Linked DNA regions of Homo sapiens: regions 1, 2 and 4 are each linked to region 3. Evidence: chromatin contacts called from ENCODE Hi-C or POLR2A ChIA-PET data. All regions are on one chromosome and are shown on one strand. The core of a region is the stretch at or near the end of the contact, and the rest is flanking DNA. Distances in the headings are between cores, read along the strand shown. Region 1 holds the start of NORAD (non-coding RNA activated by DNA damage). Region 2 holds the start of PIGU (phosphatidylinositol glycan anchor biosynthesis class U). Region 3 holds the start of UQCC1 (ubiquinol-cytochrome c reductase complex assembly factor 1). Region 4 holds the start of AAR2 (AAR2 splicing factor).

The links. A loop is a pair of places that touch in the nucleus more often than their neighbours do. ChIA-PET counts read pairs that join two places held with the same protein, here RNA polymerase II (POLR2A). Pooled maps may share reads with other maps.
Region 1: a map of CD8-positive, alpha-beta T cell shows a loop between it and region 3 (17-fold over the local background). The contact joins the promoter of NORAD here to the promoter of UQCC1 in region 3. A Hi-C loop is called at or near these places in 3 of 168 maps with a recorded cell type or tissue (CD4-positive, alpha-beta T cell, CD8-positive, alpha-beta T cell and naive thymus-derived CD4-positive, alpha-beta T cell), 1 of 37 single-sample maps with no recorded cell type and 11 of 50 pooled maps. POLR2A ChIA-PET finds 5 or more read pairs at or near these places in 2 of 52 experiments (GM10248 and GM12878).
Region 2: a loop to region 3 is called in a map of naive thymus-derived CD4-positive, alpha-beta T cell, with 20 times the contacts of the local background. The contact joins the promoter of PIGU here to the promoter of UQCC1 in region 3. A Hi-C loop is called at or near these places in 1 of 168 maps with a recorded cell type or tissue (naive thymus-derived CD4-positive, alpha-beta T cell) and 7 of 50 pooled maps. POLR2A ChIA-PET finds 5 or more read pairs at or near these places in 1 of 52 experiments (activated CD8-positive, alpha-beta memory T cell).
Region 4: a loop to region 3 is called in a map of CD8-positive, alpha-beta T cell, with 20 times the contacts of the local background. The contact joins the promoter of AAR2 here to the promoter of UQCC1 in region 3. A Hi-C loop is called at or near these places in 4 of 168 maps with a recorded cell type or tissue (B cell, CD4-positive, alpha-beta T cell, CD4-positive, alpha-beta memory T cell and 1 more), 9 of 37 single-sample maps with no recorded cell type and 15 of 50 pooled maps. POLR2A ChIA-PET finds 5 or more read pairs at or near these places in 1 of 52 experiments (naive thymus-derived CD4-positive, alpha-beta T cell).

What each region holds. Positions count from the first base shown.
Region 1 is chr20:36,047,990-36,054,012 of GRCh38, reverse strand. NORAD (non-coding RNA activated by DNA damage) reads left to right here and starts at 3,053. Exons shown (of 1, transcript NR_027451.1): 1 at 3,053-6,023. RefSeq lists a silencer at 3,108-3,317 and enhancers at 2,805-3,376, 2,857-4,056.
Region 2 is chr20:34,675,022-34,681,002 of GRCh38, reverse strand. PIGU (phosphatidylinositol glycan anchor biosynthesis class U) reads left to right here and starts at 3,911. Exons shown (of 12, transcript NM_080476.5): 1 at 3,911-4,047. The coding sequence starts at 3,918. RefSeq lists enhancers at 2,671-3,556, 3,557-4,443 and silencers at 3,842-3,951, 4,192-4,291.
Region 3 is chr20:35,409,070-35,414,998 of GRCh38, reverse strand. UQCC1 (ubiquinol-cytochrome c reductase complex assembly factor 1) reads left to right here and starts at 3,026. Exons shown (of 10, transcript NM_018244.5): 1 at 3,026-3,059. The coding sequence starts at 3,036. RefSeq lists enhancers at 2,791-2,840, 2,048-2,870, 2,971-3,120, 3,181-3,280, 2,871-3,694.
Region 4 is chr20:36,235,026-36,241,058 of GRCh38, reverse strand. AAR2 (AAR2 splicing factor) reads right to left here and starts at 4,581. Exons shown (of 4, transcript NM_001271874.2): 1 at 4,556-4,581; 2 at 434-1,238. The coding sequence starts at 1,190. It overlaps LOC105372602 (a long non-coding RNA gene), which reads left to right and starts at 4,593. Exons shown (of 3, transcript XR_936695.2): 1 at 4,593-4,701.

The sequences.
Region 1 (6,023 bases), core at 1,804-4,303, 640 kb before region 3:
TCGCTTGAACCTGGGAGGCGAGGGTTGCAGGGAGCCGAGATCACACCACTTCACTCCAGCCCAGACACAGCAAGACTGCGTCTCGGAAAAAAAATAATAAAAGAAAAAGAAAAAGAAAGCAGGATGTATACATGTTTTTCATCATCCTCATCTTTAGGTTCCAGGAATACCCACATGTTTGGCTGCTTAGGCGGTGGGAAGCTCAGAAAGGGGACCAGGAGCCTCTCCTACTCCTTGTCTTGGCTAATGTATCAACTACCAAACTACCCATTAGCGCTAGTGTTTGAAACTTGTATAATCCATGGCTCTTCCTTCCCCTCCTCCCTCTTCTCTCAGGTATTCAGCCCACTGGCTTCTTCTCTTGAAATGCTAGAAACACTCACTTCACCGGTTTTCTACTTCTGTGCAACTCTCCTGGCTCAGGGCCTTGTCATCTCATTGTGGACTAGAGCCCCTGGACTTCTCGCCACCTCTCCTGTCCACCTTCCACCAGCAAGGCCTTTCTGACTGCAGGATTTTCCTCCTGGGAATCATGTCTGAGTCTGCATCAAGAGTCTTAATCCTTTGATCTTTCTTTACATTTCCAGAATTGTATCCAAAGGAACTCAGGGCCAGTGGTGGTAGCTCATGCTTGTACTCCCAGCACTTTGGGAAGCCGAGGCAGGTGGATCACCTGAGGTCAGGAGTTTGAAACCAGCCTGGCCAACACAGTGAAATCTCATCTATACTAAAAATACAAAAATTAGCTGGGCATGGTGGCACACGTTTGTAGTCCCAGCTACTTGGGAGGCTGAAGCAGGAGAATCATTTGAACTCAGGAGTTGGAGGTTGCAGTGGGCCGAGATGGCACCACTGCACTCCAGCCTGGATGACAGAGCGAGACCCTGTCTCAAACATAAATAAATAAATAAATAATTTTAAAAATAATAAAAATGCAGGCCAGGTGCGGTGGCTCACACCTGTAATCCCAGCACTTTGGGAGGCGAAGGTGGGTGGATCACCTGAGGTCACAAGTTCGAGACCAGCCTGACCAACAGGGTAAAACCCCGTCTCTACTAAAAATACAAAAAATTAGCCTGGCCTGGTGGCGAGTGCCTGTAATCCCAGCTACTTGGGAGGCTGAGGCAGGAGAATCACTTGAACCCAGGAGGTGGAGGTTGCAGTGAGTCAAGATCGCACCATTTCACTACAGCCTGGGCAACAGAGCAAGACTCTGCCTCAAAAAAAAAAAATAAAAATACAAATACAAACAAAGGAACTCAGAGGCTGGGGGCGGTGGCTCACGCCTGTAATCCCAGCACTTTGGGAGGCCAAGGCAGGTGGATCACGAGGTCAGAAGTTCGAGACCAGCCTGGCCAACATGGTGAAACCCCCGTCTCTACTCAAAAATACAAAAATTAGCTGGGCGCGGTGGCGGGCGCCTATAATCCCAGCTACTCGTGAGGCTGAGGTAGGAGAATCACTTCAACCTGGGAGGTGGAGGTTGTAGTGAGCCAAGATCGCGCCACTGCACTCTAGACTAGGTGACAGCGCAAGACTCCATCTAAAACAAAAAACAAAAAAACCCAAAGGAATTCAGAAGTCTACACAAAATGTGAAAATTCACGAGGAAGTTCATCACAGCATTAATTCTAAAAGCTGGAAGTGTCATTTCCAACCTTATCTTAATTGACACATCAGCAGCATTTGACACTGTTGATAAATTCCCCTTGAAACACTTTCCTCATTTACTTCCAGGACACCACACTCTCCTGGTTGTTCTCCTACCACCCTGGTCGCTTCTCAGTCTCCTTTGCTGGTTCCTTCTCATTCCCTGACCTGTAAACGTTACCCAGGGATCAGACCTCAGACCTTGTCCCTCTCTTGGTTCTCTCATGCAGCCTCAAGGTTTTAAAGACATCTATATGCTGACGACTCCCAAAGATTCATCTCCAGTTCAAACCTTTCCCTGAATGCCAGACTCATAAATCCATCTGTCTGCTTGACATTTCCACTTGAATGTCAAACAGACATCTCAAACTTAACATGCCTAAAACTCAGCTCCTGGTGTTCTCCCCAAAGCTTGCTCCTCCCATGGTTTCTTCCATCTCACTTAAGGCGGCTGCCTTTTCATTTGCTCAGGCCAAAAAGTGTGGAGTCATCTTTCAGTTCTCGCTCTCCCACTTCACATCTGGTCCGTCAGCAAATCTTATAGACTTGAGCTTATGTCAACCCCTGAATTCAACCACTTTTTGCCCCCTTTGCTGTCGTCGCCCTGGCATAAGTCCCTATCATAGCTCACCTGCTTGATTGCAACAGTCAGTTATCAGGTCTCCCTGCTTCTGCCCCTGCCTCCACTTCAGCTCTCCCGCACTGCAGTTCAACTCCCTCCCATGGTCCCATTTCTCTCCTCTCTTCCCCAGCCTCTTTGCTGTTCCTGGAACAGGCCTGGCCCACATGCTTCGGCTTTGTGGCCTGTGCATAAGCTGTTCCCCTACAGACATCTCCAAGCATGGCTCATCCCCTCGCCTCCTTCGGGTCTCTGCTCCAGAGTCACCTGGCCGTACTATAAAGCATTCCGCACCTGCACTTCATATTCCTCTTTCCTTTTTATGTTTCCAAAGCACTTTCGCTATCTACCCTTTTATGCATTTTAAGGATCTTGTTTATTGTTGTTTCCCTTACTAGAATGTAAATTTTAGGAGAGCAGAAATTTTCCTGTGTTTTTTTCTTTACTGCTGCACTCCCCCGTGCTTAGAGGCACATAGGTGCTCGGTAAACAGGTGGTAAATGAGTCAATAAATGAAATATTGGAGTCTTCTTATCCAGCACCGGAGGAGTAAGGAGATAGAGAAGCAACGTTTGCTCAGGGAATTCTGAGGCCAGTAGCAATTTCCGTTGCGAAGAGCAAGCGGGGTGGAGGGGGCCCTAACCCCACGTGACCACACCCCATTCCCCATTCCCCACCCCCACGCCGGAACATTGCAGACCCGGAACCACGGCTCGCGGGCCCCCAGCGCAAGGGCACTTCCGGTACCGCTCCTCTCTTGCCAGCGCAGAGAACTGCCAAGTCAGTTCCGGTCCGGCAGAGATCGCGGAGAGACGCAGAACGCAGCCCGCTCCTCCAGGGCCCTCCAGGCCCTCCGGCCCCGGGCCGGCGGGTGAACTGGGGGGCCCCGGGACAGGCCGAGCCCTCTGCCCTGCAGATAACGGAGGCCTCTGCTGTGGCTGCCCACTGGCTGTGCCCGCCCACTGGCTGTGCCCAGACCTTGAAGCCGCAGCGAACCTCTCTTTCCCACCCCACCTCGGTGACTAATGGCGGCCGTGGCGTCTCCCAGCCCGGACCCCGCCGGCACCCGGGTCTCCCGACCCAAGCCTCGACGAAACCCCCGCAGAGCCGCCGGGACGCAGCGCCTTTGGGCGGCGCTGGGCGTGGTGGGCCGGGAAGTATGGCGGCAGCTCGAACGCCGCGCGGCGGAGGCCATTAAGGCGTGGACGGCCCGGGAAGGCGGCCTAGGGACGCAAGCAGGCTCGGCCGCCTCTTTAGGCCACGGAGCCGCGCAGATCCGGTTCCCGGGTGACCACTCTGTCGCCATTGGGCGAGACCTACCTAGTCCTGACGACAACGGACAAAGGCCTTAAGGGGCCTGGAAGGTGAGCGAAGTCCCGAACGACGACGGGTGGAACGGTTAGCGGCCATCGGGCGGTTGGTCTTCATTCTACCAGACTTTGCTGTCGGAAGAGAGAAATGGTAGAATGACAGGCCACGTTTGGCCCGTTGGAAATGCCCACCACCCTCTGGGAAGATTTACTGGCCGTTTATGGAAGGCCTGTGTATATAATATGAAAAAGCTGCTCTCAACTCCACCCCAACCTTTTAATAGAAAACATTTGTCACATCTAGCCCTTCTAGATGGAAAGAGGTTGCCGACGTATGATAAAATAGAGTTAGAAAGTTACACATCTTGTAAATTCTCATTTGTTTAAAAGAAATCATAGAAAATACATGTCTTCTGGAGATGACTTTTGGAAATGGAGTTGTTAAGACGGCCTCTGGAAGCGATACGTCCACGTTTGTTAAGTGGGTTAGATGACATGGAGCTGGAAGACCTGAGAAGGAAGAGAAGAAGGTTCTATGCTAGACTGGTCATATTTAGAAGACATTTTCATATTCTATCCATTGTTTTGTGTGCATTTTATTCCTCACTACTGTGTATATAGTTGACAATGCTAAGCTTTTTTGAAATGTCTCTTCTTTTTAGATGTTCTGAAGTGCCTGATATGTTAAAATTAGAGGTAGCAAAATCACATTTTGTAAATACCTTTTTGTTACAATTCATAGGAAATATTTTTGGGGGGGAATGGCCAAATCACCTGTTGAGTAATACTCATTGTGTTTGTGCAGTGGTTCAGGGGAGGAGAGAGGAGGGGGAGGTGCAGAGAGCTCTATGCCATCCTGTTTACAGCGAGGCAAGATGAATCATTATGTCTGTGCATTTTGTTTTACTTATCTGTGTATATAGTGTACATAAAGGACAGACGAGTCCTAATTGACAACATCTAGTCTTTCTGGATGTTAAAGAGGTTGCCAGTGTATGACAAAAGTAGAGTTAGTAAACTAATATATTTTGTACATTTTGTTTTACAAGTCCTAGGAAAGATTGTCTTCTGAAAATTTGATGTCTTCTGGGTTGATGGAGATGGGAAGGGTTCTAGGCCAGAATGTTCACATTTGGAAGACTCTTTCAAATTATAACTGTTGTTACATGTTTGCAGTTTATTCAAGACTGCTGTATACATAGTAGACAAATTAACTCCTTACTTGAAACATCTAGTCTATCTAGATGTTTAGAAGTGCCCGATGTATGTTAAATGTATAGGTAGTAAAATACCACTTTGTAAATATCTTTTTGCTAAAATTCATAGGAAATGCTTTTGGAAATTGAATTGTGAAGCCACCTTTGTGAACAGTATAGTAATGTCTATACTTGTTCAATAGTTTAGAGGAGGTAGGAGGGAAGAAATTGCAAAAGGTAATATTACTAGTGTGTTCATACTTGGACATTTTCAGACACCATTTTTCTATATGTTTTGTGCATTTTGTTTTGCTCTGTATATAGTATATATAATGGACAAATAGTCCTAATTTTTCAACATCTAGTCTCTAGATGTTAAAGAGGTTGCCAGTGTATGACAAAGGAGTAAAATTAGCATATTTTGTACACTTTGTGTTGAAATTCGTAGGAAAACTTGTCTTCTGTAAAGACTTTTGCATAGGAATTTGTTTGACCATCTCTAAGCATTACACGTGCCTGTACTTGTCCACTGGATTGAAGGCAGAGAAGGAAGGGAGGAGGGAATGATTCAAGGCCAAAATGGCCACATTTAGAAGATACCTCAGATGATAACCATTGTTATGTGTGTGCAATTTTATTTAACAGTGCTGTGTATGTGGTGGACAAGTTATATGAAATATCTAGTCTTTCTAGATATTTGGAAGTGCTTGATGTATTTAAAAGTGGTAGTAGAATAACACTTTGTAAATAGCTTTTAAAAACTGATGGGAAATGCTGTTTGGAAGTGGAATTGTTGAACCACCTGGGAGGTGGGAGGGAAGAAATTGCAAATGGTGTTTTGCCATTGTTTATTAGAAAATTTCAGCTTAATCCATTGTGTATATGTTACATGCATTTCATTTAACTTTGCTATACTGTATATATTGTATATATAACGGACAAATTAGTCCCGATTTTATAATATCTAGTCTCTAGATATTAAAGAGGTTGCCAATGTATGACAGAAGTAGAGTTAGTAAACTAACACATTTTGTACACTTTGTTAAAATTTGTAGAAAGGCTGTCTTCTGAAAAGGACTTTTGGAAGTGAGATAACATCAGCTCTAAGTGACACGTGCCTATATCCATCAGGTTGGTGGTGGAGAGGAGTTGGAAGGAATGAAGGGTTCTAGACCAGAATGTTCGTATTTAGAAGACACTATCAGATATAACCATTGTTACATGTGTGTAGTTTATTCAACCCTACTG
Region 2 (5,981 bases), core at 2,662-5,161, 730 kb after region 3:
ACCACTGGTTTGGGTCACATCTGTCTACAATGGCTAATCACTGTTTTTCCCAAAGACAATCCTCACCCTAAGATAAATTTTTAAGTCATCTGTTAGAATGATGTAAATAATATAACAGCTAAGTAACCTTTACTGAGCACTGGGTATGTGCTAAGCATTTTACATTGTATAACCTTGCTCAATATTCACTATGAGGTTAGTGTTACAATTACTTCCACTTTTTATGATGTAATACACTTCACTGTAAGATGATGCAACACATATATCTCCTTTTATGTAAAAGGGGATACAAAAACCCACATCTTTAAGAAGGAAGGCTGTGCAGACTAAATAAGCTCATGTGTGTTAAGCATATGGTACACTACTTGGCACACAGCAGGGGCTCAAAGGATGAGTGCCCCTCTAATTTCTTCATGATCCCCTCCCCCAAAGGAGACCCTACCCCTTTCACTGGTCCAGAAAGCTATCAGCCCCAGGGTTTATTTTTGCATTCTTTTAGAATCCCACTCCCATTTTTTTCTTTTTCTTTTTTCTTTTTTTTTGAGACAGTCTTGCTCTGTCGCCCAGGCTGGAGTGCAGTGGTGCAATCTCGGCTCACTGCAACCGCCGATCCTCGGGTCGAAGTGACTCTCCTGTCTCAGCCTCCCAAGTAGCTGGGATTACAGGTGCCCGCCACCTTGCCCAGCTAAATTTTTTGTATTTTTAGTAGAGACGGGGTTTCACCATGTTGGCCAGGCTGGTCTCGAACTCCTGACCTCAAGTGATCTGCCTGCCTCGGCCTCCCAAAGTGCTGAGATTACAGGTGTGAGCCACTGCGCCCGGCCATTTTTTTTCTTTTTTCTTTTTTTTTTTTTTTGAGGCAAGGTCTTGCTTTGTCGTACAGGCCTGAGAGCAGCGGCGTGATCTTGGCTCGCTGCAGCTTCAACCTCCCAGGCTCAAGTGATTCTCCCACCTCAGCCTTCCCAGTAGCTGAGACTACAGGCATGCGCCACCATGCCTGGGTAATTCTTATGTTTTCTGTAGAGACAGGTTTCACCATGTTGCCCAGGCTGGTCTCAAACTCCTGGGCTCAAGCAATCCTCCCGCCATGGCCTCTCAAAGTGCTGAGATTACAGGCGTGAGCCACTGCGCCTGGCCCACTCCCCCTTTTCTTTCTCTCATTAAGGTTTGTGATTTTTTTTTTTTTTTTTTGAGACGGAGTCTTGCTCTGTCGCCCAGGCTGGAGTTATGGTTTGTGATTTTACTTATGTTATTCTTTAACTATTTTATCTCTTCAACTGCTTTCCAAGTTACATAAGGGCAAAGGCAGATGGTGCCATTTTGTCACTGCAATATTCCCCAACACCCAATAGAGGGCTTGTGGGAATATAGAGATGTTTGAAAAATGTACACCTGTTCACATCATTTCTGGTTTAAAATTCTCCAATGGCATATGGATTGCACTTTGAATAAAGCCCAAATTCTCAAGCATGGCCAATAGGTCCCTACCTGATTGCCCCCCGTCTCTCCATCCACAGCTTCTTCTATTCTCTCCACTTGAGCCATACTTGTTTTCTTTCTGATCCTCAAACATACCTTGCTCTTTCCCCACTCAGTCCGTTCCTTCTGCTTGGAGGCTCTGATTAATTTCTCATCCTTTAGGTCTCAGCTCAAATATCACCTCTTTCTAGAGTCTTCCCTGATCACCTTGTCTAGTGTTACCACCCTTATTATTACACCAGCAGTTATTCTCAGTCATACACTGTTTCGTTTTCTTTCTTCTCTCTCTTTCTTTTTTTGAGACAGAGTCTGGCTCTGTCGCCCAGGCTGGAGTGCAATGGCGCTATCTTGGCTCGCTGTAGCCTCCGCCTCCCAGGTTCAAGTGATTCTCTTGCCTCAGCCTCCTGAGTAGCTGGGACTGCAGGCACAGGCCACCATGCCTGGCTAATTTTTGTAATTTTAATAGAGACGAGGTTTCACCATGTTGGGCAGGCTGGTTTCAAACTCCTGACCTCAAGTGATCCGGCTGCTTCGGCCTTCCAAAGTGCTGGGATTACAGGCGTGAGCCACTGCGTCCAGCCTGTTTCCTTTTCTTCACAAATATGAAATTTCCTTGCACATTTAATATTATTATTGCTAATATTTAAGCACTTACTATACATTAATTAATGAAGTGTGCTGCTTAATGCTTATCAATGGGCTCTCCAAACCCCAAACCCCTGATTTGTAGTGTTTGCTGATTCCTGTGGTGTAAACACTCGCATTGGGAGGGATTTTCAATCTATCAACCTGAGGAAACTGAACACCACCATTTGGGAAGAGAAAGAGATAGTATTTGCTGTACTGATACAGCGGTGGTAAATAATCTCAAAAGCACATATAAAAAAAAGTGTAGTAAAATAATTAGAAAGTGACGTGTTGAATATGTATTCCGTTGTTTTCAATATAAGTTATTTAACTGTAGGTTTATATGTCTTAATTTTCAAAAATGCCTGTGTTTAAAAGCGACTGGCAAAATTTCTAAGCCTTCCGGCCAGGCACGATGACACAAGCCTGTAATCCCAGCACTTTGGGAGGCCGAGGCAGGCAGGTGGATCGCCTGAAGTCTGGAGTTCGAGACCAGCCTGACCAACATAGAGAAACCCTGTCTCTACTAAAATTACAAAAAATTAGCCGGGCGTGATGGCGCATGCATGTAATCCCAGCTACTCGGGAGGCTGAGGCAGGAGAATCGCTTGAACCTGGGAGTCGGAGGTTGCAGTGAGCTGAGATCGCGCCATTGCACTCCAACCCGGGCAATAAGAGCGAAACTCCGTTTCCAAAACAAAAAAAAAATTTCTAAGCCTTCCTCAACTGTCCCTAGTTAGCCTATAATCAGCACATTTTTCAGCACACAAGGGTTAAGCGACTTGTTGAACTAGCTAATAAATCAGTCTACTACTCCAAAACGCATCTGTAGAACCTAACATAGTGCCTGGAAAATAGTTGGCGTTTAACAAACAACTGCCAGAATAAATTTTTTAAAAAATACACATTTAACACTCTTTAAAAACATAAAAGGTACCAGCCTGGGCAACATGGCGAAACCCCGTCTCTACTAAAAGTACAAAAACTTAGCCGGGTGTGGTGGCGCGCACCTGTGGTCCCAGCTACTCTGGAGCCCGGGAGGTCCAGGCTGCAGTGAGCTGAGATTGCGCCACTGCACTCCAGCCTGGGCGACGGCACTGAGACCCTGTCTCAAAAACAAAAAACATAAACATTTTGGGCAGGGTGCGGTGGCTCACGCCTGTAATCCCAGCATTTTGGGAAGCCGAGGCGGGCGGATCACCTGAGGTCAGGAGTTCGAGACCAACCTGGCCAACATGGTGAAACCCCATCTCTACTAAAAATACAAAAAAAAAAAAAAAAAAAAAATAGCCGCGCGTGGTGGTGGGCGCCTGTCATCCCAGCTACCCAGGAGGCGGAAGTTGCAGTGAGCCAAGATCGCGCCACTGCACTCCAGCCGGACGACAGAGCGAGACTCCGTCTCAAAAAAAATAAAAATAAAAATAAAAATAAACATTTTGGCATTGAAAACATACACGCAAGAGTGAATTTAACATCTGTTTAAAAGTCTCTCACAATCCCAGGAAGGCGACTACTTCCGCTTCTACTTTCAGCAGCGTTTCAGCCCCGCTATAGCGGCGCGGCTTCACAAAACACCTGCGATCGTAGAAGGTTTCGCCCCACCTTCTGCATACGCAGCTTGAGGCGCCCGCTTTCCGTCGCTCCGGCCCGCCTCGCCGCAAGGCTTTCTGGGAGCCGTAGTCCCCACGTCTGGCCTCTCCGGCGCCAGCGGCAGCGCGCGCCCACCCGCGGAACTACAGAGCGTGGCGCACAGCGCGCGAGGCTCCTCCGCCTCGCCTTCCCTCCCCGCCCGCGCGCCCGCCCCAGTTATCATGGCGGCTCCCTTGGTCCTGGTGCTGGTGGTGGCTGTGACAGTGCGGGCGGCCTTGTTCCGCTCCAGTCTGGCCGAGTTCATTTCCGAGCGGGTGGAGGTGGTGTCCCCACTGAGCTCTTGGAAGAGAGGTGAGGCCACTGGCTCGAGCAGACTGTCAGGCCCCACCTGCCCTCCCGCGGCCTCTGTGAATGGGAGGCGGGGGCAGTGACCGCCAGCGCGCGGTTCCTAGAGAACTAACTGACTGTCTCGTGGGGTTCTTGGAGAGGGCGGGGCCTGAGGGCGGGGCTGGTGAGGGGAGGGGGCGTGGGGACCGGGGCGTGGGGACAGTGTCGTGAGGTTTGGGCCCTGGGGGCCGGACCACCTAGTGGTGGGGATCTGAGGGGGCGTGTCCCATTCAGTGTCCTGAGCCGAGGAGTGTGGTCTGTGGGAAGGGTTGGAATAAGAGGAGGAGGTGCTTGTGGAGCGCGGCTTGCAGAGGAGTTTGGGATTTGGGGCGGGATCGCCAGGGGTGCTCCCTGGGATAAAAGGTTATGTGTGAGGGGGTCCGGGATGAGGGGACCAATTTTGCTTAAGCGAGGAGAGTGTGCGTGTGCTTTAGACGTCTCTTCTCAGTCTGGGACTTGCAGGGCAATTTTTGTTACTGTTCCTTACTAAGTTCTTCACCGAACATTGTTTTATACTAACGCCTACAGCGAGAAAGCGAAGTTGGCCTGAAGTAGCTGCACAGGCTAGTGAGGGAGACAAATCGTTATAATAATTCATGAAAAGTATACTTTATGTGTCCACCCAGTTCCTTCCTTAGTATTCTGACCCTGAATAAACTATCCCCTACCTTTCCAGTTTTCCAGAATGTGGGATTTGAGCTGACTCTTGAAGGATGTAGGGTTTTGAAAGGGAGATTAGAGAAAAGGAGAGTTCCAGGTAGCAGAAAGTAAATAGGATGAAGAAACGTTCAAGGATGTGAAATGTCCAAAGCAGGGGAGTAATGGGGTGGAAGCTAGGTTTAGGCCAGAGTTTGATGATTAAAAAAAAACAAACAACTTTTTTTTTTTTTTTTTTACTGAAGTACAGTATACATACAATGCATATTAAGTAAGTGTAGAGTTCAATGAATTTTTAAAAACTGTATTCACTCATGTAGCCAGCACCTAGTTCAAGAAACAGTATCAGCACCCCAGAAGTCCCCTTTGTGTCCTTTAAATGCTAAAGTTTTTTTGTTTTTGTTTTTGTTTTTTGTTTAGAGACAGGGTCTTTCTATGTTGCCCAGGCTGGTCTGGAACTCCTGGACTCAAGCAGTCTCACTTGGCCTCCCAAAGTGCTGGGATTTCAGGCGTGAGCCATGGCACCTGGCCAAGGCTAACGTTTTGATGTTATCCCATAGAATGTTGGTATGGGGAACGGCATAATGAATGGGTGTTTTATGAATAGAGTTAAGGTTTCTAAAAATGGTAACATATACCTTTTCTCATTTAGTCCTCACATTTATTTCTATGTGATAGATGGTGTTATTTTCCCCCTTTTACAGATGAGGGAACTGAAATTTAGAGAAGTTAATTTGCCCAGGTTTCCTAGTTGGGGAATGGTAATAAAGATAGTAATAATTCATGTCTGAGATTGTAAGAGCTTGGATTTGTTACCTCTGCGTATTATTTTTCTGTTGAAATGAATCGAAGCCATTTGGTTCCTGTTTTCTTCTGGATAACTGAAAACCTGAGGCAGTATTAGGCCCTTCTTCCTCTACACCCTACTAAGAGCATTTCTTATCTCATAATTACCTGTTTATATCCGGTTTTTCCACATTTTCTCTCTCTCTCTTTTTTTTTTTTTTTTTTTTTGAGATGGAGTTTCACTCTCATTGCCCTAGCTGGAGTGCAATGGTGCGATCTCGGCTCACCATAACCTCCGCCCCCTGGGTTCAAGCAATTCTTCTGCCTCAGCCTCCTGGGCAGCTGGGATTACAGGCATGCACCACCATGCCTGGCTAATTTTGTATTTTTAGTAGAGACAGGGGTTCTCCATGTTGGTCAGGCTGGTCTTGAACTCCCGACCTCAGGTGATCTGC
Region 3 (5,929 bases), core at 1,777-4,276:
AGTGAGCTGGGATTGTGTCACTGCACTCCACCCTGGGCGGCAGAGCAAGACTCTGTCTCAAAAAAAAAAAAAAGTGATTTATATATATAATGGAATGCTATTCAGCCTAAAAGAAGAAGGAAATGCTGGCCAGGTGCGGTGGCTCACACCTGTAATCCCAACACTTTGGGAAGCCAAGGTGGGCAGATCACCTGAGGTCGGGAGCTCAAGACCAGCCTGACCAACATGGAGAAACCCCATCTCTACTAAAAATAAAAATTAGCTGGGTGTGGTGGCACATGCCTGTAGTCCAGGCTACTTGGGAGGCTGAGGCAGGAGAATTGCTTGAACCCGGGAGGGAGAGGTTGCAGTGAGCCAAGATTGTGCCACTGCACTCCAGCCTGGGCAACAAGAGCAAGACTCTGTCTCAAGGAAAAAAAAAAGAAGGAAATGCTCATATCTATGACAACATGGATGAACTGGGAGGATGTTATGTTAAGAGAAATAAATGAGGCACAGAAAGACAAACACTGCTTGATTTCTCTCATATGTGGAATATAAGTTGAACACACAGAAGTAGAGAGTAGAATGGTGGTTACTAGAGGCTGAGGAGATGTTTGTCAAAGGATACAAAATTTCAGTTAAGAGAGATAAGTTCAGGAGGCCACTTTGGGAGGCCAAGGCAGGCGGATCACCTGAGGTCGGGAGTTCGAGACCAGCCTGACCAACATGGAGAAACCCCGTCTCTACTAAAATATAATATTAGCTGGGCGTGGTGGCGCATGCCTGTAATCCCAGCTACTCAGGAGGCTGAGGCAGGAGAATCACTTGAACCCGGGAGGCAGAGGTTGCAGTGAGCCAAGATCACGCCATTGCGCTCCAGCCTGGGCAACAAGAGTGAAACTCCGTCTCAAAAAAAAAAAGAAAAGATCTATTGTATAACATGGTGACTATACCCACTATGAATATGTATTGTATTCTTGAAAATTGCTTAAAGAACATATTTTAAACATTTCCAGCACAAAAATATGAGGTAATGCATATATTAATTAGCTTGACTTAGCCATTTCACAATGTATACATATTTTAAAACATCCTGGCCGGGGGCACGGTGGCTCACTCTTGTAATCCCAGCACTTTCGGAGGCCGATGTGGGTGGATCACCTGAGGTTAGGAGTTTGAGACCGTCCTAGCCGAAATGGCAAAACCCCGTCTCTACTGAAAACACAAAAATTAGCCAGGCGTGGTGGTGCGCATCTGTAATCCCAGCTACTTGGGAGTCTGAGGCAGGAGAATCGCTTGACTTGGGAGGTGGAGGTTGCAGTGAGCCGAGATTGAGCCACTGCACTCCAGCCTGGGCGACAAGAGTGAAACTCTGTCTCAAAAAAAAAAAAAAAAAGAAAAAAGAAAACATCCTGTTGTACACAATATATATTTTTTGTCAATTAATAAAAATCAATAAATTTAATTAAAAAAATAGTCGAGTGAAGTTATTTCCCATGACTAGCTCCTCTTCTTCCTTTAGATTTCATCTTACATGTCACTTTCTTGGAGAGGCCTTACCAACCTAACCAAAGTAGCTCCCCAGTTTTAATTTTTTTCACTGGGTTCCTATGCCTCCCCCACCAGTCTAAGAACTCCATGAAGCCAGTATGTCTTGTGTTCAGCACATAGGGAAGACTCAATAGGTCTTTGTTGACTGAATGAAATGAAAGAAGTCCTTCAACATCCTGCCCCTCTGCTCCCTCAACCCCCAAAGCACCAGTACTTTGTCTTCTCTTCTCTTGGGATGTAATGGAAGAGGAGTCTTCTACCAAGGCCGTTCTCTGCCACTTTCCTCAAGAAGCTCCTTGCCTCTTTGATTGATTCTCCTGTATACTCTTTTTTTTTTTTTTTTTTTGAGACGGAGTCTCGCTTTGTCACCCAGGCTGGAGTTCAGTGCCCCAGTCTCAGCTCACTGCAACCTCTGCCTCCCGGGTTCAAGCGATTCCCTGCCTCAGCCTCCCAAGTAGCTGGGATTACAGGCACACGCCACCATGCCCGGCTAATTTTTTTCGTATTTTCAGTAGAGACGGGGTTTCACCATATTGGTCAGGCTGGTCTTGAACTCCTGACCTCAGGCAATCCACCTGCCTCGGCCTCCCAAAGTGTTGGGATTACAGGCATGAGCCACCGGGCACGGCCCTGTATACTCTTCACTAATCTTTTCCTATCAATATGCAAAGATGTTTCCCTTAAACAACCAACCAACCACAAATCCCAAAAGTTTCTTCCTCTACCAGGCTTCAGATCGGCACATGACCGCCTTCTTGCCTTGACTTTCAGGAGTCTGGTATCCCCCGTATTCTTTTATCTTAGCCTCCTTCTCTGGCTTTTTTTTTTTTTTTTTTTTTTTTTTTTTTGAGACAGAGTCCAGTCCTGCTCTGTCGCCCAGGCTGGAGTGCAGTGGCGCGATCTCGGCTCACTGCAACCTCTGCCTTCAGAGTAGCTGGGATTACAGGCACACACCAACATGCCCGGCTACTTTCTTTGTATTTTTAGTTAGGGACGGGGTTTTGCCATGTTGGCCAGGCTAGTCTCGAACTCCTGATCTCAGGTGATCCGCCCGCCTCGGCCTCCCAAAGTGCTGGGATTACAGGCGTGAGCCACCGCGCCCGGTCTTCTGGCTCTTTCTAAAGATTGGGATTTCCTAAAGTCCTGTTCTTTTCAACCTCCATTGAAAAGTGTTGGGGTGGAGTTTGGGAAGGAGGGGCTGAGGAGTGAGGCTGGGTTAGGTGGGGAATAAAGAGAGGGATATGAGAAGCCCCGAGGTCTGGGGTCAAGGAGACAGGCGTGGGGGAAGGATTTGAACCACTGTTACGTGTAGTGGGGGAGACAGCAGGGAGAGCGTGCCCGGGCACGACAGCCTGGTGCACAGCCGAGAAAACAACAGCGCGTGCGCGTAGCGACCTCTTTGCGCCTGCGCCCCCCTTGCCAGTCTTTCGCCGGCAAAAGGAGGACGTAGAAAAGGGGACACCGGAAACTCACTCTTCACCCGGAAATGGTTATTGAGGAACATGGCGTTGCTGGTGCGAGTCCTTGTGAGTGAAGGAGTAATTTTCTACGGTAGCTCTCTGGGTCCCGGGTTGGAGTTCGACAAGGCAGGGCGGGAGGAATTGGAAGGAATCGCAGGAGGGAAGCCTGTGTTATAGCTAGGCTGAGTGGCCGCTTTTCCGTGGGGAAACTGAGGCAGCTTCCGACCTCTTCCTACCCCGTTTTGACCTTAGCTCCCCCATCTTTCGAGAAGGGGAAGACTGACATCTGGCCTTTATTTGATGGGGTTTACTTTTCCTTCCCTCCCCCATGTACCTGCTTCCCCTCAGGGAGAGGAGCATGTAGGACACTGATTGGAGTTTCAGGAGGCCTGGGTTCTAGTCCCTGACTGTCACTGATGCATAGTGACTTTAAGCAAGTCACTTTTGGGCCTCATTGACCCTATGTGAAAAACGAGGACATTTATCTCCTGCAGTCCCTTTAGATTCTGAGATTCTCAGGGTTTCTTTCATAGGTAATAAGTCAGTTCTTAACTGTACAGTTAAGTGGAATATAGATTATTAGATTGAAAGCTGCGTGAGAATTGGAGTCATGTCTGTCTCCGTCGTTTTCACTTTGCCTAGCATGGTGTCTGGCACATCATAGGTGTTAAATGATTACTTGTTGAATAAATGAATGAAGTAAGGAAAGACTACCAGACTCTTTAGCACCCGTGTGTGAAACTACTGCACCTCTTGAGATTTAGTCCTGACCCTTCTAGCATACTCTTTTCTCTAGCAATTAAAGGAGAAAAGAAAGTGGCAGCAGAAAAAACGTTAGGATACAGAGCTTAGTTTTTAATCATGGAGGGATGGGAGAGTGTATAGTTTTAGCGAGTCTTCAAAAACTGGGTCAAAGACACTGTTTTTCATAGTAGACATGGTCTATTCCTGTGTCTAGGTAACTTCTGAATTGTTATTTTACATTTGTGTTTTTGATCTTTTTATATATGTCTTACAAGGACGACAGTTTTACTTCTTGTATTCCTTGCCAGCCTAGCAGAGTGAGGTACCCTCGACTGCTGTTCAGTAAATATTTATTTGTAGAGTAGCCCCTGTAACTGCCAGAAAGATTCACCTGGTGAAGTGATTGTTTGATTTCAGGCCAGAAATTGATTCAGAAATGAGGACTGCTGGGGAAATGGCAATTAGAATGTTCTGAATTTAGTGGTTTTTTTTTTTTTTTTTTTTTTAATCCTTCCCCTGCCACCCTTTAGGGTTTTGTTTTTTTTTTTTTTTTTTTTGAGGCAGAGTCTTGCTCTGTCGCCGAAGCTGGAGTGCAGTGGTGCCATCTCGGGCTCACTGCAACTTCTGCTCCCGGGTTCAAGCAATTCTCCTGTGCCAGCCTCCCGAGTAGCTGGGATGACAGGCATGCACCACACCACACCTGACTAATTTTTGTATTTTTTTTTTTTTTGAGATGGAGTCTCGCTCTGTCACCCAGGGTGGAGTTCAGCGGTGTGATCTCGGCTCACTGCAACCTCTGCCTCCTGGGTTCAAGCAGTTCTCCTGCTTCAGCCTCCCAAGTAGCTGGGATTACAGGCGCCTGCCACCACACCTGGCTAACTTTTGTATTTTTAGTAGAGATGGAGTTTCACCATGTTGGCCAGACTGGTCTCGAACTCCTGACCTCATGATCCGCCTCCTGCGGCCTCCCAAAGTGCTGGGATAACAGGCATGAGCCACCGAGCCTGGCCTGACAACTATCATTTTATAGGGCACTTACTACGTGCTAAGCACTTTAAAATACTTACCTAATCCTTATAACATCCCTTTGGAAAGGAGGGCGTGTTATTTCCTCTATTTTACAGATAAGAAAACTGAACCACAGAGAGGTATTCCTGGCCAGGTGCCGTGGCTCACACCTGTAATCCCAGCACATTGGGAGGCTGAGGTAGGTGGATCACTTGAGGCCAGGAGTTCAAGACCAGCCTGGCCAACGTGGTGAAACCCTGTCTCTACTAAAAATACAAAAATTAGCCAGGCCTGGTGGTGGGCGCCTGTAATCCCAGCTACTCGTGAGGCTGAGACACGAGAATTGCTTCAACCCAGGAGGCGGAGGTTGCAGTGAGCTGAGATTGTGCCACTGCAGTCCAGCCTGGGTGAAAGAGTGAAACTCTGTCTGAAAAAAAAAAAGAAGTATTCCTGAAACATTCTTGTTAGTCTTGCTTTATTTTTTCCTCTTTTTGTCTTGTCAGCCAATATTTTCCCTTCTCCAGTGATGGTTTTGGGAAGGAGGAGGAAACTAAAACACTGCTATTGTTGAATGACTACAGCAGAGAGCCTGGACATTTGATCAGTGGAACTGGACATGCTTATGGTTTTTATGAGTTGTCCTGGGCATTGCTGATCATTTCTGCTTTTCTTTGGAAATAGTAAAAATTGCAGAAAGCCACCCTGTACTTTAGAAAATTAAAAAAAAGTTGTGGTAAAATACATGTAACAAAATTTACCTTTTAAACTTTTTTTTTTTTTTCTGAGACGGAGTTTTGCTCTTGTTGCGCAAGCTGGAGTGCAATGGCGTGATCTTGGCTCACTGCAACCTCTGCCTCCCGGGTTCAAGCGATTCTCCTGCCTCAGCCTCCTGAGTAGCTGGGATTACAGGCACGTGCCACTACGTTCAGCTAATTTTTTGTATTTTTAGTAGAAATGGGGTTTCACCATTTTAGCCAGGCTGATCTTGAATTCCTGACCTCAGGTGATCTGCCCGCCTTGGCCTCCCAAAGTGCTGGGATTACAGGCATGAGCCACTGTGCTTGGCCACCTTTGAAACTTTTTAAGTGTACAGTTCTGTGGTATTGAGTGCATTTACATTGTTGTGCCATCTTTACCACCCTTATCCACAGAATTATTTTCATTTTATAAAACTGAAACTCTGA
Region 4 (6,033 bases), core at 3,332-5,831, 820 kb before region 3:
TTCTAAGCCAGTTGAGAGACCAACATCTTGAGGGTCAGGAGCAAACTGAGCAGGCAGGTGAGAGGCTACAACGAACACAGGTCTGGCCCAGAAACCAAGAGTCCTGGGTTCTCGTCTCAGTTCAGCCACTCAGTGGGCCAAATCTTTTCCTTCTGTAGGACTGGGCTCTATCAGTGGTTCCCAAACAGAAGATTATCTGCACCAGGTTCACCTAGGATGTTTGTTTATTAGACAGATAGAAACTGCGGAAGCCCCACTCCAGATCTCTCAAATCGAAATCTCCAGGGCTAAGGGTAAAGACACACCTGTATCTTCAGCCTCCTAGCCAGGTTTAGTTGCTGCTGGACTAACACAAGATGTACTCCCTATTCCAAAACACCTCTGCTAATATCCTCCCCTTGGCCCACTCCCAAAGAGCCTTGTTCCTTCTCACCAAGCACATCCTGGGGGCTGCTGGGGAACTGCTTGTTGAGCACAGTCTCCAGGGCATAGCTCAGGTCCATGCTGTGCTTGGTTATCTCAGCTGGCGTGGCACCCTCTGGGAACATCTGCGTGGGCAGCTCTGAGAAGCGGATCTCTGTCCCGGCTCTGGGCTTCATCTCTGGTAGCCGGGCCAGGCCCTCTTGGTAGCTTTTGCACTCAATGCCACAGCGGGGTAGATTCTGCCCCACGCGGTCCTTGGTGTGCTTCATGGAGAGCACAGGTAGCACATCGGAAAAGGCACAGATCTGTCGATTCTCGGGCTGTAGCTTCTCCACTGTGGCTTCGCTGATGAAGTTGGTGAGTGAGATCCACTTCTTCAGGGTGGCATATGGGTAAGGCCCCAGGAACTGGTCCAGCTCCTGGAGGTTGGCCCTCATGGCCTCCACCTCAGACTCTGGGGCTGGGGACAGGTCTACCTCTTCCCTGAGTGTGCTCCAGCGCAGCACTGTCAGCCCCCGCTGGTGCAGGCTAAGGAAGAAACCCATACGAGGGCCTACTTCCTTCGGATTAGCCTTGTCCACAGAGCTGTAGTGGAGGAAGTGGATGCCTGGAGGGATCATCTTCACGCCCCGGAACTTGGGCCCGACCTCCCAGGAGTTATAGTCAATCCCAAACTCTGTTCCCTTGGGCATGTTCAGGATGACCACAGTGGCCCCTTCAAAGAAGAGGCGCTTGGCTAGCTCAGGATCCATCTGCACGGCAGCCATGGGGCCAGTGGTGGGTGACCAAAAGAACCCTTTTTCTTTGATGAACAGCTGAGAAAGAAAGAAACCAGAGTTAATCAGAACGTGGGGGAAAGATGCTTCATTTGCTAAGCATTCTGTATGTGCCAGATATTGAGTTAGACCCCTGACATAATTATTTCCCTTAATCCTCATGACAACCCTGCATTGAGTTTACAGATGAGAAAAACGAGGATTAAAGGAAAGGATTTTTGTGTTTTGGCTTAACATGCAAGGACACTCACTTCACAGCTATAAGATACCAGTGAAAGAAAAGTGACATGCTCATGGTCATACCAGGACCCAAATTAGAATCTGGATACCCTGCCTGCAGGCCAGTGTTCTGTCCACCGTCCATTCTTAATATCTTCTCAGATCTCTTTCTCACAACAGAGGGTGAGGGTGGAAAATGCCTGGACAGGTCACTCTAAACTATATGCCTACATCATTTAAAACTACAATTCTGCCAAAAAACTATCCCAAAAGATTTGGAAAGATTAAATCAAGTACATATCCAGTTTCCCATAAGCCTCAGGGAAGGCCCAGAAATGGACAGACGGTAGCAAGTGGAGGCTCAGCATCTAAAGTTTGTTCAGGGTCTAGAGAGCTTTCCTACCACAAATCTCCCCTCTTCTTTCACTCATAAAAAACCTAAACTCCAGGGAGTGAAACAACTTCCCAAAGAGCCCACAATCAGTGGTGGCTCTGGACCATTCATCCAGAATGAATTCAGGTGGTAAAGCTAGCCTAGGAAGAGAAAGCTGGCCAGAAGAGAAAGAGCTTAGTACACTTATTTTACCTACTTCTGAATATCCCAGACATTGCCTCTGGGATATCGGCAAGAATGGTACCAACATGAACAAATGTAAACAAACCATTATGCAACCTTCTAGTCCTAAGATACCTACCTGACTAATTTAACAAATACTCACTGAGTGCCTGCATTGTGCCAGGATCTTTGCCAGGCCCCCAAAAAACATCACAGATTAAGACAGTCACTGCCCTCTAGGCAATTCCAATCTAGCCAAGACGTCAAAATTTCACACACAGAAAAACGAGCTGCCTGTTTAATTGTTTACTTTTTTTTTTTTTTTTTTTGAGACAGGGTCTCGCTCTGTCACCCCAGCTGGAGTGCAGTGGCGTGATCTCGGCTCACTACATCGTCCACCTCCCGGGTTCAAGCAATTCTTGTGCCTCAGCCTCCCAAGCAGCTGAGACTACCGGTGTGTGCCACCACACCTGGCTAAGTTTTGTATTTTTAGTACAGAGAGGGTCTCACCATGTGGCCTAGGCTAGTCTGGAACTCCTGACCTCAGTGATCTGCCCGCCTCGGCCTCCCAAAGTGCTGAGATAACAGGTGTGAGCCACCATGCCTGGCCCTGTTTACCCTTTTTACTTTAAATAAAGCAGTGCAGAAAGGAAGACCAATCCTTTTCCAAAAATAAGAGCACATTTTATCATTGTTACCTCAAAACCACCACAAATGACTCTTACCCTGAATCAGCACTTTGTGTTTCACCAAACTGCAAGTCACAATCCATTAGTGGATTAGGAAATCAATGTGAAGGTCTCAACCAGCATTATTTTTTAAACGAAAATAACAGAATTTTTGAAATATCACAATACATCATGAGTAGTAAAGCTAAGTACTGTTTTCTGGAGCTTTGTGTGTTTGTGTGTATACTTGGTTGTGCCATAAAATGTATTCGTTACTGTAGGTCACAGTCATAAAAGTTTGAAAGACTCTGCTCTAAATAATTCGTATCAACAGGCCGGGCGTGGTGGCTCACGCCTGTAATCACAGCACTTTGGGAGGCCGAGGCGGATGGATAATGAGGTCAGGAGTTTGAGACCAGCCTGGCCAATACTGTGAAACCCCATCTCTACTAAAAATACAAAAAAAATTAGCCGCGCATGGTGGTGTGCGCCAGTAGTCCCAGCTACTTGAGAAGCTGAGGCAGAAGAATTGCTTGAACCTGGGAGGCAGAGGTTGCAGTGAGCTGAGATCACACCACTGCACTCCAGCCTGGGGGTCTGAGCGAATTCCGTCTCAAAATAATAATAATAATAATAATAATAATAATAATAATAATAATAATAATACGTATCATCTTCCTATTTGTAATCCTGAATTCAGAAAGTATTTAATATTTGCTGAATGAACAGATATTCCATTTACAATAACAGCTCATCAATTAGCCATTTTCCCTTGTGACATCTGTGTGCTCCTCCTTGATAATGACGTTTCTTTCATGCTAATTCCACCAGTCTGTAATTCTATTCACTATATCTCCAGCAGCTGGCACAGGGCCTAGCACAGAGGAGATGCTAGGAAAACGTTTATTAAATATGCATAGAACTCTGCAGTCTACCAGCCCCTGTCACTGACAGCTCTGTGAGTTCCTCACAGTCCTGGAACACCTAAAGTCACATCCATCCACTTCTCTCCACCACCTCCCTAATCCAAGCTACCATCGTCCCTCACTCAGAGTGCTTGCTCCTCAACCCATTCTCCATTCAACAGCAGTAACCTTTTCAAAATGCCAATCTAATCACAACACCACCCATGTCAGCTTCTGAGTGGTTTCCCATATGGTTCTTGAAAAACCAGAATTCTTCCTATTACCTACAAAGCCTGCACGGTCTGACTCCTGGCAACCCCTTTAGCTTGTGTCACACAATGGTCCCCCACAAGCTCTCTGTTCCAGCCACAACGGCCTCTTTCAGAACCTGAAATTGGAGGCTGTCTCCATATAGAAAACTCTTCCCTCCCCACTTTGTCAAATCCTTTTTTCTGATCTCAGCTCAATATTCACCTCCTCAGTAAAGGTTCCTTGCCCTGGGGCTAGGTCAGGTCTCCTGTGATATAATCTGGGGTGCCTTGTACCTTTCCGTCTCAATGATCACAACTGCAGTTTTGGATGTTTGATTGAAGGCTGTCATCGCCACGAGACTTGAGTCCTGCTGTATCCCTAGCACAGATTCAACGCTTAGTAAACATTTATTTAATACAAGTATGATATCCATTTTGTAAACGAGAAACAAAGCCTCAGTTCGGGGAAAGACCTTACTGGAAGTCACGCAGAGAGTAGGGCAGAGCCAGGTCGAGTGCAATCAGGGTCTCCGGCCCCCAGGCTCTAAAGTTAAGAAAACCGCGACGTAACTCTGGCGACGGCTTCTCAGGAAGGGCCTCCAGAGACACCAGCGTCCCACAAACAGAGAACCAGCCGCCCCGGCGAGGTGGGCCTAGTTCAAGGCACTCCGTGACTCTGAGCCGAGAAGAGGGGCGGCCCAGCCACACATACACAAGGAATCAGGAAAGGAAAAAGAGGCCAGGAGGCCACACTCACCGCCTCGCCCCACGTTCCGGTACAGCGGAAACGCACCGGAAGTTCTCCAGCTTTGGCGTCTGACTGGAGCGACGGGGGAAGCGGTCCGGCAGAGCCCTGGGTCGCGGGAAGAATGGCCCGTGCCTGCAGGTTCCGCCGGATGCAAGGTTGCCTTTTGTTATTCTTAGTTTCTCGTTTTAGCTTCTGAATTGTGAACAACTTTCATTAACCTATGCATTTTATATCCCCGTCCAGAAACACAGCCACCAGCCATCTTACTTTGGGCTCAAGCAGTCATGGTCACTAAAGCACAGCCAAGGCTTGTACCAGTGGCTACTATTCAGAAGTAGCCAGTCAGGCGCTCGGTCACTGTCTTTGTCAGCCAGTCTCTATCCCGGTCACAGTGTCTCAGCTTCCAGTCACACTCAGCCCTCGGGGAGAGCCTCAGAAACCCAGCCACCAGCCCAGAGAGAACCAGCGTCAGCCTCCGCTGCTGCAGCAGCAGCGGTCGCCACCTCAGTCCCTCTGGCCATTATCACCCCGTGTCCTTCCTGCAGGCCAAGTCCTAACATCTCAGTCAGGCTATCAACGCACTAGGGAAGGAATCTGCCTGTCTTGTTCCTCACTGTTTCCCTGGAACCGAGCACAAAGCCAGGCACAAAAGCTCAGCTGAGTACATATATTATGCATTTAATTAATAATGATGATAATTTGGTATTAATAAATAACTATTTGTGGGTCTAACCCTGCACTATTAATCAGGGTTCCACCAAAGATACAGAGCCAGTAGGAGATCTATATTAAGTGATTTATTGCCAAGAATTGGCTTATGTGATTTTAGGGCAGGCCACTTGGGTATTTCTTTTTTTGAGACGCAATCTCACTCTGTCACCCAGGCTGGAGTGCAATGGCGCTATCTCGGCTCACTGCAACCTCCACCTCCTGGGTTCAAGCCATTCTCCTGCCTCAGCCTCCCAAGTAGCTGGGATTACAGGCGCCCACCACCGTGCCTGGCTAATTTTTGTATTTTTAGTAGAGACGGGGTTTCATCTTGTTGGCCAGGCTGGTTTCGAACTCCTGACCTCAGGTGATCTGCCCACCTTGGCCTCTCAAAGTGCTGGGATTACAGGCATGAGCCACCGTGCCCGGCCCACTTGGGTATTTATAATCCTTGCACTAACCCTTGTAAGGTATGTGTATTCCCAATTTGCAGAAGAGAAAACTGAGGTTCAAAGAGATGTTACACAGCCAGAGAATGGCAGAGCTAGAATGCAAACCAAGGGCTGTCTGTTCTTATCTCTTGTGCTGCTGCTCCTTAGCTTGTCTGTCACATTTCCTCAGTGACAGCTGGACACGCCAATCTGTCTCGGTCAAAATTTATCTCTTAGTGGGTTGCAGACTAGACCGGGCCCTGCAGTCATGGTTAATCACAATGAGCTGCTGCAGGATTAACCAGAGACAGCCTCCATCAGTCACAGTCATGCTTACCAATCTCAGCC